3 separate regions of the Homo sapiens genome follow, and regions 1 and 2 are each linked to region 3. The links are chromatin contacts, found by Hi-C or POLR2A ChIA-PET in ENCODE. All regions are on one chromosome and are shown on one strand. Each heading gives the region's core, a stretch centred on a gene start or an enhancer-like site at or near the end of the contact. The rest is flanking DNA. Distances are from core to core; before and after follow the strand shown. Region 1 has its middle 23 kb from the start of S1PR1. Region 2 holds the start of S1PR1-DT (S1PR1 divergent transcript). Region 3 holds the start of SLC71A1 (solute carrier family 71 member 1).

What was found. Hi-C counts contacts between places; a loop is a spot of excess contacts on that map. ChIA-PET counts read pairs that join two places held with the same protein, here RNA polymerase II (POLR2A). Pooled maps may share reads with other maps.
Region 1: a map of CD4-positive, alpha-beta memory T cell shows a loop between it and region 3 (5-fold over the local background). The contact joins the enhancer-like site here to the promoter of SLC71A1 in region 3. A Hi-C loop is called at or near these places in 1 of 168 maps with a recorded cell type or tissue (CD4-positive, alpha-beta memory T cell) and 3 of 50 pooled maps.
Region 2: a loop to region 3 is called in a map of naive thymus-derived CD4-positive, alpha-beta T cell, with 5 times the contacts of the local background. The contact joins the promoter of S1PR1-DT here to the promoter of SLC71A1 in region 3. A Hi-C loop is called at or near these places in 1 of 168 maps with a recorded cell type or tissue (naive thymus-derived CD4-positive, alpha-beta T cell), 4 of 37 single-sample maps with no recorded cell type and 10 of 50 pooled maps. POLR2A ChIA-PET finds 5 or more read pairs at or near these places in 2 of 52 experiments (CD8-positive, alpha-beta memory T cell and activated CD4-positive, alpha-beta memory T cell).

Annotation. Positions count from the first base shown.
Region 1 is chr1:101,257,906-101,261,260 of GRCh38, reverse strand. No RefSeq gene overlaps it. Among named protein-coding and RNA genes, the nearest start is that of S1PR1, 23 kb to the right of the region's middle. RefSeq lists an enhancer at 703-1,902. Within about 2 kb of position 1,405, at least 8 of the 41 ENCODE cell types and tissues checked have a DNase peak (open chromatin) inside an H3K27ac peak, as active enhancers do.
Region 2 is chr1:101,235,278-101,239,105 of GRCh38, reverse strand. S1PR1-DT (S1PR1 divergent transcript) reads left to right here and starts at 2,578. Exons shown (of 2, transcript NR_104626.1): 1 at 2,578-2,781; 2 at 3,225-3,828. S1PR1 (sphingosine-1-phosphate receptor 1) reads right to left here and starts at 2,087. Exons shown (of 2, transcript NM_001400.5): 1 at 2,007-2,087; 2 at 1-284. The coding sequence starts at 121. RefSeq lists enhancers at 225-274, 2,908-2,997.
Region 3 is chr1:100,036,445-100,040,167 of GRCh38, reverse strand. SLC71A1 (solute carrier family 71 member 1) reads right to left here and starts at 2,073. Exons shown (of 12, transcript NM_033055.3): 1 at 1,852-2,073. The coding sequence starts at 1,935. It overlaps LOC124904230 (a long non-coding RNA gene), which reads left to right and starts at 2,160. Exons shown (of 7, transcript XR_007066251.1): 1 at 2,160-2,438. RefSeq lists silencers at 1,447-1,636, 2,097-2,276 and enhancers at 1,757-2,036, 1,999-2,601.

The DNA.
Region 1 (3,355 bases), core at 156-2,655, 1.2 Mb before region 3:
AAAGTGCCTCTGATATCACCAGTGAAAAGTTTCCTGAAAGTCACAGCAGCACAAGGGCAAAAAAAAAAAAAAAAAAAAAAAAAAAAACTCTATTTCAAAATGATAGAAACTCTAGGAACTAACATTGTTCTCTTTTAAGATAAAAGGATGTATCCCCATCCTCTGAAACAGGAACCTGTGAAATCTTTCTTTATTATGAGATAGGAAGCTCTAAAAGAATCCTCTTCATTTTCCCTTAGAGACAAACCAATCAAGGAAATCACAAGGAAGAAGGATATGTCAGTGTGAGATGAAAGAGATTAAATAAGCTTTAGTTTAGTTTATATAATTCTTTGAAGACACTCCTTCTTTTATTCCTTTCTCCTCTCTAATTCTTAAAATGCCAGCCCCATAACCACTCTGAATCATCATTTTAATCTGAGAGAAAGTTCACTTTGATTCCAGAGGATGCTGAGGAGTACTTCATATCAAATACCTATACATTCTTTAGGGAGAATTCATCTCTCTACATTCTCGAAGATACCCCCCACCATACACACACAGGAAAACACACATACATGTTCATGCCCACACACTCAGTCACTCACATTTTTTTTTCTTTAGTGAGTGCTTAATCAGGTTTTTCCTTGACCCACCCATTATCATTTAGCAAAACCTCAGAGAATAAAAAAAAAACAGCAGGGCTCTGTACACCACCTCCAAATGCCACAATGGCACAACTGTGACTGATGAATGAATTGTCCATCCTTGCACAGAAGTTGAAAGCAAACTCCAAAGAATCCTAGTTGTGATGGCCAGGATTTTAGAGATTAGAATTCCAGTACATTTTATTTTCGGTAACCTAATGGGGCAGAGCACTATGAGCAAGAATGCACAAAACAAAGCCAGAGACAGAGAAAAAATATGAACAAGAAAAGGGAGAAAATAAGGATAGATGGTAGCAGATGCTTTAAAATGGAAAATTAAATATGATATTTTAAATTAAGAATAATCTAAACAGAACAGGGGAAAATAATTTAGCCTGCAAGAACAAAACAGAGGCCAGGCATAGCTCATGCCTGTAATCCCAGTGCTTTGGGAGGCTGATGCTGGAGGATCACTGGAGCCAGGAGTTTGAGACCTGCCTAGCCAACACAGCAAGACTCTGTCTCTCAAAAGACATTTTTAAAACTCAAGAATGGAGGAGGAAGTGGTGAAATTAGCCTAGGGGGAAAAAAAAGAAGCTGGAACCAAAATAATATGGAGACCTTCACTGTTAGCAATTTTAAGTGGTTAAAATCTGTATTTTTTTTTCCATTTCCTGGCATGTAAAGTTCTCTTTACCAACACCAAGATCAAAATAAGTAGTCATCAGACCATTAGTCAGCACTTCTAATAGAATTGCATCAAGCATTAATCATCTCTGAAAAGGAGTTCCCCATTCTTCCCTTCAAAGTGATAGCTTTTAGACCAGTCATCATAAACTAAGTTTTGAATTTCATGTTCAAGGTTATTATAGGATAATTCAATTTACATAAAATCTTTACTCAAAAACCTACATTTCTGTTCATAATGATTTTCTTTTGTGGAATGGTCTTTAGGGCCAATGAAACCTAGATTCAAGTCCCTGTTCTGCCAATTACTAGTTCTGTATCCTTGAACACAGTTTTTAAAAACTTCCTTGAGCCTCGGTTTCTTGCTACACACAATGGTGATTCTAAGGATTAAATGAAAGAGGCAATATAAAAGGACCTTTCTCATCACTAGTATATAACAGGTGTTCAATAAATTACAGCAATGATTATCATCATAGTAAAGAATCAATATTCACATATATAATAAATGGATGAAAGAGAAAATCCTGGAAAAAGAGCTAAAGCCACAGGGGACTGTAAATGTACATATACGAACAAAGAGGAGGTGATGATGTATGTTTTCGTGTGTATGCGTATGCCTGTATGTGTGTCCAGTGTGGGAGCAAACTGCAAGTGCAGGATAAAGAAAGAGAGAGAGAGATCTGACAGCAAAGATGGAGAAGAGGATAAGGAAAAATAAGAGGAAGGGAGAACCTTTTAGAGAAAGCGAAGGGCACATTGGGATCAAGAGGAAAGGTTTGACTTAAAGGTCTGCAACCACTGTCAATTCCAAATCAACAGACAGACAGACAAGTTCCAGGGCCGCCAACACCTGGGTGCAGTCCAGTCACCTGGATAGTCAGAGAACCATAAAGCTAATAAACAATGAGTTCCTTAAGGCACCAGCCATGCTTCTGTAACAAGTAAAATTTTGAATATTAAAATGCATTTTTTTTGCCTCCTTGAGTAGAAACCTTCACATTAGTCTGCCCTAGCCAATGACTTGCCCAGATGGAGAGTCTGAATTTATTATAGAAGAAGAACAAGAGAATGAGTAACATTCTGCTTCTGTCTTTCAGAAAGTAGGTTTATACAAGCCTCTTGAAAAGGGATTTGCTGAACTCCCTTGTGAGGCATTAGTATTTTAACAACCAAGCATGGAGATTTCAGATCAATGTGGTTTAAAAACAAAAATAAAAAGAAGGTAACCTGCTTGTCATTAAGATTAAGCTAGGAAGAGTCAGGAAGAAGATAGAATAGAAAGAAAGAAAGAAAGAAAGAAAAAGAAAGAAAGAAAGAAAGAAAGAAAGAAAGAAAGAAAGAAAGAAAGAAAGAAAGAAAGAAAGACAGACAGACTAGCCCTTTGTTAGTGTGGAGAACTGTGGAAAGCAGAGAGAGAGGGAAATGAACTGGTGAAGGTTGTCCTAATCTCCCCTCCCCCAGCTCTTCTGAGTTTGGCCCAGGTAGGGAAAGGGGCACAAGGGAAGCAAAGTTAACTCCAAAGGCAGAGTGGGGGCCACTATTAAAAAGACTCCTCATGAACTCAAAAGAGGGGGCTCTGTGTGTGGCATGCTCCCATACAAACCTAGGGACCAAGCCCACCCCTAGGTAGGTCAGACATGGTCAGTCAGAGCGAGGTAGAGAGGACTCAGAAAGAGCAAGCCTCTCTGCTTATCAGAGGCAGGTAAAGCCAGGGCTGGATGAAAGGCCAACCAAACTTCAAAGGGATCTCTAGCACCAGGGGAAACTGAAATGAGGGCAGGTCAGCCAGAGCACACAACAGGACTTTAACCAGACCCAGTGAGACCAACCACAGGTCACACCCACTCAAGCAATCACCCCAGGGCAAGCAGTACCAAATGAGAAGGAGATAATTGGCTGGAGGAGAGCCAAGGCAAGCAGGGAACTGTGGCTGAGGACACCACCTCCTCCCCACCAACATGAGGTTGCATAGACCTCAGCCCTTCCCCAGGACTCTAGGCAAGCAGAAGAGGAAGAGCCTGAGAGCCTCAGTAATTTTT
Region 2 (3,828 bases), core at 1,329-3,828, 1.2 Mb before region 3:
TGTCCGCGCTGATATTCAGCTTTCCCGTGTAGTTGTAATGCCGGACGATGATATCATAGTTGACGTAGTCAGAGACCGAGCTGCGGTGGGCCTTGACCAGCGGGACGCTGGTGGGCCCCATGGTGCCAACCCTGTGTCCCCAGGAAGCCGGGGTGGCGCTACTCCAGACGAACGCTAGAGGGCGAGGCGAGAGAGCCTTCACTGGCTTCAGGGGTGGTTCGATGAGTGATCCAGGCTTTTTGTGTAGCTTTTCCTTGGCTGGAGAGGGCCTCGGAAACCGCAGCCTTAAACAAGTCAGAGGAGAGAGTCAGGGAAAGAGCCACAGCATACTGGCATAATTCATTCTAGCTAAGGCACTGCTCCAATTGTGTTGTTGTTGATTTGTTTTAAAGAAACTTGGGGAGAGCTCAGGGAGAGAGATTTTTTTTAAAAATCAAATTATCTTTTTTCTTCCTTTTTTTTCTTTTTTCAAAAAAGGAAGAGGGGGAAGAAAAAGAGAGGGAGAAACTCTATGGCCACATTCACTCAAAGGGAAATGGGAATTACGATGTTGGCTGTGGGTTGACAAAAAAAAAAAGATGATGAAAAGGAAAACAAGGAGTGGGAGGAATGGGAAACCTAGAGAACTACACCCCATTTTAACTCCACTCCTGCCCTCTCACCACCCCACACCCCCTCACCCCCGGATTTCCAGCCATGAGATTCTCTGAAGCAGTCACCAGCTTAGCTGCACGCTCAATACCAGCCCACGTCTCTCCTCGGAAAAGACTCAACTGCCAGTCTGAGGGCGAAGACACACACCTCTGTCCCCCATGCCCACCCCCAGCCCCCCAGTTCAAAGATACTAGCACCACCTCCTAATTGCCATGTGCCATGCAAGAAATCAGATTTGCAGGAAAATCATTTGAAAGCGTAAGCCATTTGGGGGCTCTATTAATAACTCTCTAGGAGCAGGTGTGCTTAGGGTCCGAGGGCGCAGTGAGGTGTGGGCAGCCAGGCCCGCCCCGCCTTGCTGTAAACAGGAAAGCTTAGCGCCTCCGTGAAGCGACTGCCTTTTCTTTCTTCTTCTTATTCTCCCCGCCTCCCCCCGCGCCCCCCCACCCCACCCCCCACCCCAAGCCAGGGCAAGTAAATTTAAAGGTATTCAGTTAAAACCATTCATAACAGATTGCAGCAAATCCCAGAAGTTTCGTACATTAGTTGATTGCATAAATATTTTTTGCTTTGTTTAGTTTAGCCAAAACATACACAAAAGAGAGAAATCAAACTACTCATGACAGCCATAATACATGCTACCACATTTCTAATTTCGATTGCAAAACTACTCTTCAGAAACTCACATTAAACTGCTCCCTGGTGCATTGCTAAATTTGCGTGGGCAGTTTTATTTACTGCAGTCCCCCAACACGTTGACTCCTCTCCTAGGACTAGAAAGTTACAAAGAAACTTTCTAAGACGGCACTGGTCAGCAGAAGTCTACTTCTAAGTTGCTTAAATATTTCAAGGTAATGCAGCAATGCAATAAAATGAGGTAATAGAGATGAGAACAATCCCAGCAACTCCGCGAACAGCAGAGGCTGCTCAAGCCAAGAAGCTCCGCATTTTCCCCCAACTAATTTTATACCCTGCTCCTGGGCAGTACTAATTTAAGCCATTACCCACGCTCCACACCACCCACCATATTCTTTGTCTATAGGATTTCCAAAATTTAACGCCTTCCCTCCTATTCCTCCGACCAACTGCAATTTTCACTGCCCCTACACCCGTAGGTTCCACAGTTGGGAATTAACCTTTTTTCTGAACTCCATAAATCACAAGTGCCCAAGAACAATCTGATCGAGATGGGCTCCTTAGTAGCCCAGAGATGCAAATTTTCAGCGCCCGGAGATGCATGTTTTCTAAGTTTTTGTTTGCCTCGTTCGACTTAAAAATTCGTTTCTGACACCTAAGCCCTACCACAACCGGGCTCCCCGCGCCCGCGACCCCCGCCATTCGCCGCCCCCTACCTCGCTCAAGCAGGGCGAAGTTGCGTTCGGAGAGCCCGGGATCTGTACGGCTCGCTTCGCATCTTGCTGCTGCCCCCGACTGACTGCGTAGTGCTCTCGCAAACTTACTCGAGTCGGGGTCCCCTCCCTCCGCAGCGGAGCACTCCAATGGCCAGTCCCGCTCGCCGCGGCCAGTTCCCTGCCTGCTACGCGAAGTCACCCAGCGCCGCGCCAAGGCTGGGTGGTTTCTTCAGGAAGAGGCTGGGAGGGGTTAATGCCTTAACCCCCCACGCCCTCTGTCAGCTGGGGGCCCCCGGATCTGAACTGCTGAGACGCACTGTCCAGGAAAGATCTGGGGCAGAAGCAAAAAAAAAAAAAAAAAAAAAAAAAAGAACCCCTCCTCCCCAAACAACAAATGAAAGAAAAAAAGAGAGAGAGAGAAGGGGCGGAGCCCGGTAACCCCTGGATTCTACTGTATAAATCACTGCCCTCGCCCAGATAGACGCTGATCCCTGGCTGTGGAGAGGATTCTCCCGAGCCCCTGAAAAAAAAAAAAGGTGGAGAGACTTTGAAAACTTTTCTCTCGAAAAGTCTGAGGAGGCAGAGGACGGCCCGGAGTCTCGTAGCGCACCGCCCTGGTCCCACACCCCCCGCAGCCCTAGGAGGATCGGTGTGCTGAGCTTGTGGCCAGGAGCTCCCCGAGCCACTTTCGCGCGAGCAGCAGAAAACCTGAGCCGCGGCCCGGCGAGTGTCGGCGGCGCTCTGGGGAGGAGAGGCTGGGAAGGGGCTGCGAGAGGTACGGAGGAGACAAGCAGCCCGGGAGGGAGAATGAACCGGGAGGTTCCTGTACTCCCCCCGCCACCCCAGATCCTCGTGCTACTCGCAACTGCGGTCTGAGGGGCAGTGGCTTTCCCAGAGTGCACAGAGAAATGAACCAGCGCCGGTTTTGGTGTTGGGCGAGGGGTTTCCCTCAGCTGAGCACAAAGTCAGGCTGTGTGTCCCAGATTCTGGCCAATGGAGAGGTCGTTGAGGGGGTGGGCTGCTGCTGAGTCCTGAGAGATTCAAAACGCCTGGGCAGCTCAGGAATTTCCAAAGGGGGAGATTCTCGGCCAGGAGCTGCGGAGCAACTGCAGCTGCCCAGCAGGAGCCGGCACCCTTCTCTCACATTCTGCTTGGGAGTCGACTCAGAGGCCTCAAATCTCATTACTAGCACTTTGCCCACCCTTTTCTTTTGCTTAGATGCTACTTAAGAACGTGAGGCTGAGAGGCGGACTTGGTCAGATCTGCCTGCGTGACAAGCTCAGGACAGGACGCTTCTGCCCTTGCATTACTGTTGTAAAAGTTTCCACCCAGTCCCTGGTCGCACTGCGTTCCCATCCCGGCAGATGTGAACTCAAAAACTTCCTCCGCTGTGCAGTTTCAATTGGCAGACACACCCTGTACCTGAATGACTCAGAAGGAGGCAGAATGAACAAACAACAGACCCCTGACTTCTGGGATTTTGTGAGTTTGCCAAAAAAAAAAAAAAAAGAAGTGACAGTTAATTCACAGCTGTTTTAAAGCATTCATCGACAGCGACGCACCCAATACATACCCACAGCTTCAACAACAGTACAGTGCATATAATGTGGAAACCAAGATAACGGTCCTCTAAGACTCCAGAGTAGATCCTAATTGGATTTGAAGACTTATTTCACTTAAAGGGGAAGAGGTATATTGTGTCTACCCAGCACAACAAAACGGGGGACTTGGCATTCCCCCCCTTCTCCCGCCTCCACCCACACTAATTTATGCATTCTTTAAAGCCAAAGGAATCAAAGTGAAATTTCACACCTAGTCTGTA
Region 3 (3,723 bases), core at 824-3,323:
TACAAAACAAAGCCCCTTTTCTAAAGGAGTGCCCAGTGCTCTTAGAATAGAGAATGAAATATTAAGTGTATAAAGATGAGAAATGATAATAGCCCCCATGTTCACAGCCCTCAAGAAAAGTCTTCATTTGTTCTATGTGAAACCTATTGCTGGTGCAAACATTTTATTTTGTGTCCCAAAGCAGGCTAAGAATTAATTACAACCTTAATAATAGGACAAGAAAGTTTAAAAACGATCTTTTCCAAAACTCACAGGATTTGGAAAGAAAGCATCTGCTGTAAAGCAAATCAAACAAAACCCCAAAGAAAGGTAATAAAACTGAACTTTCCAAGGAAAAGGAAGCTGTGTTTCTTAATCAGTTTCATTCTTACATTTTGTAAAAAATACTGATCTTAAATATCACTTGGTCTTACAAAATACAATCTTTCATTGCCACTATTTTGTAGATTTTATGAAGAATGTAAAATATTGTCTCTTTCTAAAGGTAGACAAAGGCAACAGTATTTTTCTCCCCACATAGTTCTTACCTACTTGGTCAAAAGAGCTATGACTCTTCATAACCGATCTAATCAAAGTAATGTTTTAATTAATCAAGTTCAATAAAAAGAACTTGAGGAATTTGTTTCTTTTTTTCAATAAATGTCAAAGCTATAACATATAATAAACGTTAAACTAAAAATATATTCCAAAGTCATTACATATGTCTCAAGTTTTCTAAACTTTGGCATATTGACTGGGCCGTGTTCTGAAATGTCATAAAATTTTGTCACGTTTTTCAACTGAATTCAGCAAATCCTCAATGGTGGCCTACTTACACATTTACTACTGTGCTAGCAGTTGATCGCGGCTCCAATAAGATATAAACAGAAATGGAATTAATGGTACAATTTCTGCACACTTCAGGTAAGTGAAACATATATATCACCTTTCCATTCTATTTCAGAACGCGGTATCAGCGGATGCAACAAAGACCACACAGTGTAGCAACGGAGAAATGTTAGCATAAAACAGTTTTGTTTTGTTTTGTTTTTCAATTAAAAATCCTACGTCCCCAGCTGGTTAACTACACACTGCATAAAGTTTACTGTGATGACAACTGTTTCTAAAAAGCAAACCTTTCTTCCCTTCAAAGTGTCCTCCTCCGATCCTTAGGCCATGACTGATTCTAATACTTTTGATCTTAAGACACACAGTGATGACTTTTCTTTGAAAACTAGCAGGTTCGAATGTAGGCCCCAGGTGTCTGCCGTCATGCTTCCGACTCCGGGAAGTGAGGGAAGCCCATCTCCGGTCAGGGTTTACTGTAAGCAGCCCAGAGCCGGAGCACCGACGCAGAGAGACGTGGAAACAGAAAGCGAACGTACTACGGGGCCGCAGCGGGATCCCCGCGCCAGACGCCACCCCGTTAGCAACATATGGGAGAGCAGGGATGGTTCCCAGCCCCTTGACAAGCGCGGCGACGGCTCCGCGGGGCCTGGCGGCGAAGGCGAGGCGAGGCTGCGGCGACGAGGGGCGCGGCGGGCGGGCCGCCGGGGGAGCCCCGCACATTCCTCCCCGCGGCGGAGGCGCACGTGGGGTTCGAGGCCGCAGGGCCTGCAGAGGCGGCCAGAGCAGAGGGCGGCAGGTGCGGGAAAGAAAGAGGACGGGCCCCGGAGGCCGCAAGCCCGAGCAGCGGAGGACGATTCCCGGAGCGGCGGCATGCGGGTCCGCGACCCCGAGGCACCGGCAGCTCGGACAGGGTGGGGGAAGGGAGGGAGGCACCGGGACGCCTAGAGACGGCAGTGTGGGGGTCTGAAGGAGAGACCGGATGGGGGCCCCGAGGGACGCTCGCCGGCGCGGAACTCAGCTCACCGTGCCTCCGTCCTTAATGATGATCTTCTTGGCCAGCATGATACTGCGGTTCGCGGCCCGTTTCTTCTTCTTCCCCTGGGTCATTTTACCATCCTCGATTCCTGGCGCTGCTGCAGCCACTCCCGGGGCGGCAGGCCCCAGCAGCTAGTGCCGTCCCACCACTACTGCCGGGCCGAGCCGCTCTGGGCGCCCGCCGCCATCTTGAGGGCCCGGCCTGCCTCCGGCGGCGCGTCACAATCGTGCGATCAGCCGACGAGCGGGCCCCGCCCCTCCCGCGTGATACCGCCCCGCCCGCTCGCCGCCAGCCCACTCTACAGTAGCCGCGCGGCCAGGGTAACCGCGGGCTCGCGTGGGTGCTGCTGGCTACCTGTACAACTTCGTGCTCCGGCGTCACCAGCTAGCTAAATCCTCGCAACGGTTCTGGGCGATAGGGGCCGTTTTTGTCCCCCTTCTTCAGCAGATGAGGGAATTTGTTTCAAAAAGTTGTTACCTGCTCACGGAAACAGACGTCCTAAGCTATTAACACAATCTCCAGCTGTGTTCTAACCAAGACAGGAACCGAAGGGAACAGTAAAAAATCATTTTCCGTAAGTAATGGGTAACTTAAGAGATAATGTAGTGTTTCAGAAACAGTCTTGTCCTTTTGGTGTTCAGGGACCCCCGCTAGAACTCAGCTGGCTCACGCTTGTTTACCTCCCTAGACCCAGGACCTTTTTTATTCCCTGCCAAAAAAAATACCTTACCTGACCGATGTCACCCTTTGTGGCCCTCTACGTTTTTACTGTATTGTTTAAAAATAAATTTGATGGGAACATTGCTAGAAAGGGCAATTTACACAAGTGGAAGTGGACTTTAAAGTATCACAATGTTAAAATTAGATATTGATAACTACCGTGTTGTATAATAGAATATCCTTTTCCTTAAGAGAAAAACACGAGGGATAGGGATACACCGCATGCTCCCTACTCTCAGATGGTTAGGGAGTAACATGTATGTGTATGTATATGTAGGTGGGGAAAAGAGAGGGACAAAGCAAAATGGCGAATGTTTAAAAGTACTGAAACTAGGTATGGTAGTTCTAAGATATGTTCACAGATTCAATGATATTCCTCCCTGGAAGAGGTGGACTCTAATTCCCCTCCCCTTGAGTGTAGACTAGGCTTAGTGACTCTTGATAGATCAAAACAGAAGTGACAGTATTGACTTCAGAGGCTAGGTCATAAAAGGCACTGCATCTTCCTTTGCGGGTCTCTTTTTCATTCATTTTGGGGCTTGGAGCCTGGGGAAGCCTGCTTCCGTGTTTTCAGGACACTCAAGCAGCCTATGGAGAGATCCAGTTGTCCAGGAACTGTTTGTAGCCTCCTACCAAATGCCACGGAGTGAGTCACTTTGGAAGTAGATCCTCCAACCTTGGTCAAGCCTTTGGCTGACTACAACTTCATGAGAGACCCAGAGGTAGGACCACCTAGCTTAGCCACTCCTGGAATCCTGACTCAGAAACAGTGTAAGATGAAAAGTACTTGGTGTAAGCCACTAAGCTTTGGGGTTATTTGTTACACAGCTATAAATAACTAATATATAGGGTAAAAGGAAAAACAGTAAATGAATGTATGAGTTCTTTGTACTGTTTTTGCAACTTTTCTGTAAGTTTGAAATTATTTCCAAATAAAATGTTAAAAAGTAAATTTGATTGAATTTCCTTTTCCTTGTATTTTCATACTGACTAAAAATGGAAAAAAAAACTAATTTCCATGGAAGGGAGAAGAAAAGCAATTTATAGCCTGATAGATACTTCTAATTATATTTTCCAATCAATAAGTATATTCATTATACTTGTTTTGAAACATATATTCTCATTTTGAAACTTTTTTT